2 separate regions of the Homo sapiens genome follow, and region 1 is linked to region 2. Evidence: chromatin loops called from intact Hi-C (ENCODE). Cell type or tissue: A673. All regions are shown on one strand. Links, peaks and the distances in the headings refer to the core of each region. The heading gives the core; the rest is flanking DNA. Region 1 overlaps LINC02755 (long intergenic non-protein coding RNA 2755). Region 2 overlaps DCDC1 (doublecortin domain containing 1).

Region 1 (2,816 bases), core at 277-2,776, 1.5 Mb before region 2:
CACTGCACCCAGCCAATAACACCTATATTTTAAAAGAGACTCTTTAATTCATTTTTAAAATCACTTAAATTTTCTTACTGTGAGCACACGTGGTTGACTTTTTATAGAGATAAGAAAACTATACATAGGGAGGTTAACTTGTTCAAGGTCACAAGACTGTTAGGCAATGCCTATAATTCAAATCCTGGATATTATTGTCTCCAGATTCTGAGTTCTTTGCTGCTATTTGGTACAGCCTGTAAGACTTCCTCAGTCACAGCTGTCCCCTTCCACAGGGTTGACTAAGACAGGGGACCCCCAACCCCTGGGCAATGAACTAGCACTGGTCCTAGCTTTTTAGGAACCCAGTGGCACAGCAAGAGATGAGCATGAGTGAAGCTTCATCTTTATTTACAGCTACTCCCCATGGCTGCATTACCACCTGAGCTCTGCCTCATGTCACATAAATGGTGGCATTAGATTCTCATAGGAGCATGATCCCTATTGTGTACTGTGCATGTGAGGTTGCCCAATCCTTACGAAAATCTAATGCCTGATGATCCGTCAGTCTCCCATCACCCCCAAATGGGAACTTCTAGTTGCAGGAAAACAAGCTCAGGGCTACCGCTGATTCAAGATTATGGTGAATTGTTTCATTATTGCATTATATCTTACAATGCAATAATAATAGAAATAAAGTGCATAATAAATGTAACACGCTTGAATCATCCCTAAACCATCCCTCTATCTCCCCGCCCCTGGTGCATGGAAAAATTGTCTCCCACAAAACCTGTCCCTGGTACCAGAAAAGGTTGGGGACTGCTGGACTAAGACATATTTAGCAAAGTATGTTGCCTGGTGCTAAACATTGATTCAAGGTGTCGATTAATATATCTTAATTTCATACTTCTATTTTCTCAGTGCATCCTCTAATAATAACAAAATCGACTTCCTTTTAGTTATTGAGAGTTGGGAAAACATATGGGAATGTTTTTAAAGACCAGTTATGAAAGATATTTCTAAATGGCTGCAAAAATAAGTAAATTGTGAAATAAAGTTTGAAACAAATATTAATCCATTTGGATAAAGCTAGTTTTAGATCAGTGTAGAAATTATTAAAATAGATTTAAGCAACTCTTGAGTAGCTATGAGATCTGGGGCTATTCACTTTCTTTCTTTCTCTGGGTCTTTCTTTTCTCATCTGTAAAATGAGCTAGGGTTGGATAAAGTAACTGTACCATCGAGTCCCACCGACAGTCCAGATTGTTTCCCAGTTTTTCTCTTTTTAATTTTGGATGGTACCACTAGGTGGCAGCAGGAATTTAATAATACTTATCTTTTCCTTAGTTCTCTGGTTTCCAAAAAGATATTTTGCTTGAGTAGGAATCATTTTGGAGAATACTACTACCATACCACCACCACATTAAACACAACTAAAAAACAAAGCTAAAGCACACAGTAACGAAAACAAACCACTTCAAACTCACCTCAGCATATCACTATCTTATGAAATACATTATCACAAGGTCTAAATTTTTATTATTTATTACATATCTTAATTCTATGAACTCTAAACATGTGTATACAACTACCAGCTCAATATTTCAACTTGGATGTCTAATAAGTACCTTACACCTAAACACAGCCAAACAAAACTCAATTTCTCTCTCACAACCCTTACACCTTCAAAGCTTTTGCCATCTCAGAAAATGAAAATATTATTTCCCACGTTTCTTAATCCAAATATCTAGTAGACATAAATTGATTGCTTCTTTCCCTCCTATTCTACAACCCACCCGTCACAAATGCTTTGACTTTACCTTCCAAACCCATTGCTAAAATTTCCATTTATGTCTGTCTTCACTGCTACCATCGCTTTCTCTTGCTGGAATGAACTCAAAACCCACTAATTGGACTTCCTATTTCTCTTTTTGCGCCTCTACAATCTATGTTCTGCATTTTAACTAGAGTGATTGTTTCAAATATAATATAAATAATACCAATACGGCCGGGTGCGGTGGCTCACTCCTGTAATCCCAGCACTTTGGGAGGCCGAGGCGGGCGGATCACGAGGTCAGGAGATCAAGACCATCCTGGCTAACACGGTGAAACCCCGTCTTTACTAAAAAAAAATACAAAGAATTAGCCAGGCGAGGTGGCGGGTGCCTGTAGTCCCAGCTACTCTGGAGGCTGAGGCAAGAGAATGGCGTGAACCCCGCGGGGCGGAGCCTGCAGTGAGCCGAGATTGTGCCACTGCACTCCAGCCTGGGCGACAGAGAGATTCTGTCTCAAAAAAAAAAAAAAAAAAAAAAAAATACCAATACTACTCTGTGGTTTAAAACTCTCCGCTATAGCGTGCATATTTGTTCCCTCAAAATCTCATGTTGCAATTTGATCCTAGTGTTGGATGTGGGGTCTAATCAGAGGTTTTTGGGACATGGGAGTGGATCCCCCCTCATGAACAGATGGGTTGGAAGGAGTGAATGAGTTCTAGCTCTATTACTTCCAGTGAGAGCTTGTTAAAAAGAGCCTAGTACCTCCCACTTCTCTGTCTTATTTCCTCTCTTGTCATGTGGTCTCTCCGAACTGGCTCTCCTTCACCTTCTTTCATGAATGGAAGCAGCCTGACACCCTCACCAGATCTTCCGTTCTCCAGCCAGCAGAATCATGGGCCAATAAGCCTCTTTATTTCAGTTTGGTGCAAAATTAATCGCAGTTTTTGCCATTACTTTCAATGATAAAAACAGCAATTACTTTTGCACCAACCTAATACATTACCTAGCCTCAGTTATTCCTTTATAACAACACTAAATGGACTAAGACACCCTCCAAAATAT
Region 2 (2,816 bases), core at 293-2,792:
AGGTGAGAAAACTAACACTAGACAGAAATCTTTAAGAGGAATCCTTTGCAACTTTTTACCTGTGTTTCTTCTGTGGTTCCACATTTTCAAAGAGCCCTTTTTCCGTTTTCTTTGGAAGACTGTCATCCTCATCAAAGTCATGTGAAGTTTCCTGCCAGGCATACCTGGGAAGTGTGTGACAAGCCTTCATTCGAAGATGAGCTCTTACGTGTGAATCTCTATCAAGGTTCAGAAGCAAACATAAGTCTAAGAAATCTCATTCGTGTTCACAGAATTTTTTTCTGAGGTGTAGTCTGATCATATTCCACAGGATGTTGGTGGATCTATAAATCTTATTTCCATAAGGGTGCCTAATACTGGAAATTCACATCTCACTAATACATCATTTAGATCTTTTAATATAAGGCTACAAATAAAATTCCTCAATCACATAATAAACAGCATTCATCTTTGTCATGTTTACTCAGAAAAAAATGGGACTATGTATTGTATTTCAAAAATCATAAAGATTGACTACTCAGTAGTTTGAGAAATTCACAATGAACATGTAATGAGACTCCCTCTCTCTACCCCATAATTGGGTCATAATTCTGACTGGAACAGTACAGCCTAGATTACCCGGTTTTGTAAAGTTTACTCATTAGACAAGGTTAAGAAACCTTAACTTTTCCAAGATTTCTCCACAGAGAAATCTAGAGAAACTCAAATAGCATCTGCACATATGAGCCAGCTTTTGATAGAGAATAATATACTAAACAGAGTAAATAGTCATAGTTTGAATAATTGAGTCAGCCTTCTGGCTTCTTACTAAAATGAAGATATAAAGGGGATCAGTAGCCGCCATATAGATCTGTATATATAAAGTTCCAGGCCACTGTTGAGAGCACATTTGCCTTCAGTGGGATTGTGATATGAGGACTGCTTGACTGAGGAAGGATAAATATACAGGCAAAGCAGCAAGCCTATTTCAGCACTCTAAGTATGCGTACCTGTAAATAAAGTTCTCTGGGACAGACTGATCACCAAGGTGCTTGTCATAATTTGATGTAACTACAAGCATTATTAAATTACCAAAATCTTCAGGGACAATTCCTGTGCTAGCAGAGCTGACCGTACTCTTTTCAAATGTAATAGAAGTATTACATGTGGATATGAAACTGGTGGGTAATCACTGCCTCATTCAGAACTACAGGCAGCACAAGCGGCTTCTGAAGGCAAACCTCTCCCTTTACAGTTAAAAAAAACAACAGCGCCATCTTGTGTTAAAAATAAAACGCACAGCTTTCTCATCAATTCCATTTCTTTGGGGAAAAGGAAAAAAAAAAAAGTCATTCTTAGTTTTAACAAAGTTAGCAGGATGCAAACAAGATTCTTCACCCAAATCCAGATGTTTAACTTTCTTACTCAGAATTTCTCTATCAGCTCTTGAACTTCCTGGCAAATGAGGTATAGTCAAGTCAGTTTTAGAACAGTCATTTTTCAGTCCATCTTGCTTTATTAATTTGTTCATTCATAGAACAAACCATTCGTTAGTTATTCACTCCTTTAATCAATATTTATTGAACATCTACAAGACAGGTAAGTTATCAGTGCTCACGGAGTTTACATTCTAGTGGGAAGAGGAGAGATTAAATAGACAAGTAAATGAATAAACAAGATAAATGCCATAAGTTGAATAAAATAGGATATTGTAATGGAAATTGACTGGGATGGGGTAAGGTTTACGTTAGCAATGGAGTCAAAGAAGGTTTCTCTGAGAGGTGATGTTTGAATTGAGACAAAGACAATAGAAAGGGGCCAGCCATGTAAGGATCTAGAGGGAGAGCATTCCAAGCAGAGAAAAGAACAAATGAAAAGGCTATGAAGCAAGATTATGGTTAGCCCACTTGAAGAACAGAAAGACAGTGGTGTGACAGGTATGCAGTGAGTGAGGGGATGGTAGTTCTAGACAAGGCTGAAGAGGTGGGCAGGTACCTGTGATTCAGTGAGGAAATGAGAAAGTTTCCCCCACTCTCTGTGTTCCAAAAATCTTTTTTTCCTGCAAAGCACAGAGTAGGCAAGTGCTACTAGAATTTCTTTTCCATTTTTCTTATTGTTTGTGCCGGACACCTTTATGATAAAAAAGCAATCAAAAAGGATCCTTCTAGATTGATGTTCTAGCTGCTGGCTTTATGCATGTCCCTCCTTAAATCATCCCATTTTTCAAATATGCAAAAAACTCCAAACAAGCACATTTAAGAAAGTCTGGGAAAAATCTTACAGTGACTTCCTGATATTAGATGATTTAGGATTATTTCAGGATCATGTCATCAGAAATGGTTCAAATGACTAGTGACAGCCTGGAAAATAGATAACCCTGTATATTAAAAAATATTTCCAATAGTTTAAGGGCTGCCAAGTAGAAGAGGTATAGGGCATAGTACAGAGAAACATATGGAATAATAAGATGGAGATGGTCTAAATAATTATTTAAATGTTAGAATGGGCCTCCTTGAAAACAGTGATCTCTCTGTTATTAGGAGTATTCAAGAAGAGGCTTGAGCAAAAGAGCCTGCTTGGAATATGCAGTAGATGCCTGCATTGTACTCTGAGAGAACCCAATCACTTTTAACCTCAAGGACTCCAGGCCTTCATGAAATCTCTGATTCAGAACAATGACGATCTTTGCTCTCAAAAATGTTTCTTTTTTCTTACTTTCTGTTTATTTTTTTCCAAGTGCAGACTAAGAGGCTAGATGACACATTCTTTAGAAGGGGATGTGAAAGTTCGTGGTCAATTCCCTGACTGTTGAGAAAGATGCCATCTAGGACCAATCA

What was found. Hi-C counts contacts between places; a loop is a spot of excess contacts. Peaks named below come from ENCODE experiments on the same cell type or tissue, not always from the same donor. Only the 100,000 strongest peaks of a DNase experiment are listed, where the experiment ranks them.
Region 1: it touches region 2 in a loop (10-fold over the local background); 33 of 110 quality-filtered maps call a loop at or near these places.

Annotation. Positions count from the first base shown.
Region 1 is chr11:29,431,632-29,434,447 of GRCh38, forward strand. The region is part of intron 2 of LINC02755 (long intergenic non-protein coding RNA 2755); the gene reads right to left. Among named protein-coding and RNA genes, the nearest start is that of LINC02755, 160 kb to the right of the region's middle. In A673, for the core only: a CTCF peak has its summit at 1,281 (motif pointing right); a DNase peak (open chromatin) is centred at 1,290; H3K27me3 peaks cover 498 bases.
Region 2 is chr11:30,916,811-30,919,626 of GRCh38, forward strand. DCDC1 (doublecortin domain containing 1) reads right to left here. Exons shown (of 39, transcript NM_001387274.1): 26 at 60-218. The region is part of intron 4 of LOC105376611 (a long non-coding RNA gene); the gene reads left to right. Among named protein-coding and RNA genes, the nearest start is that of LINC02859, 180 kb to the left of the region's middle. In A673, for the core only: CTCF peaks have their summits at 1,258 (motif pointing left) and 1,458; a DNase peak (open chromatin) is centred at 1,231; H3K27me3 peaks cover 167 bases.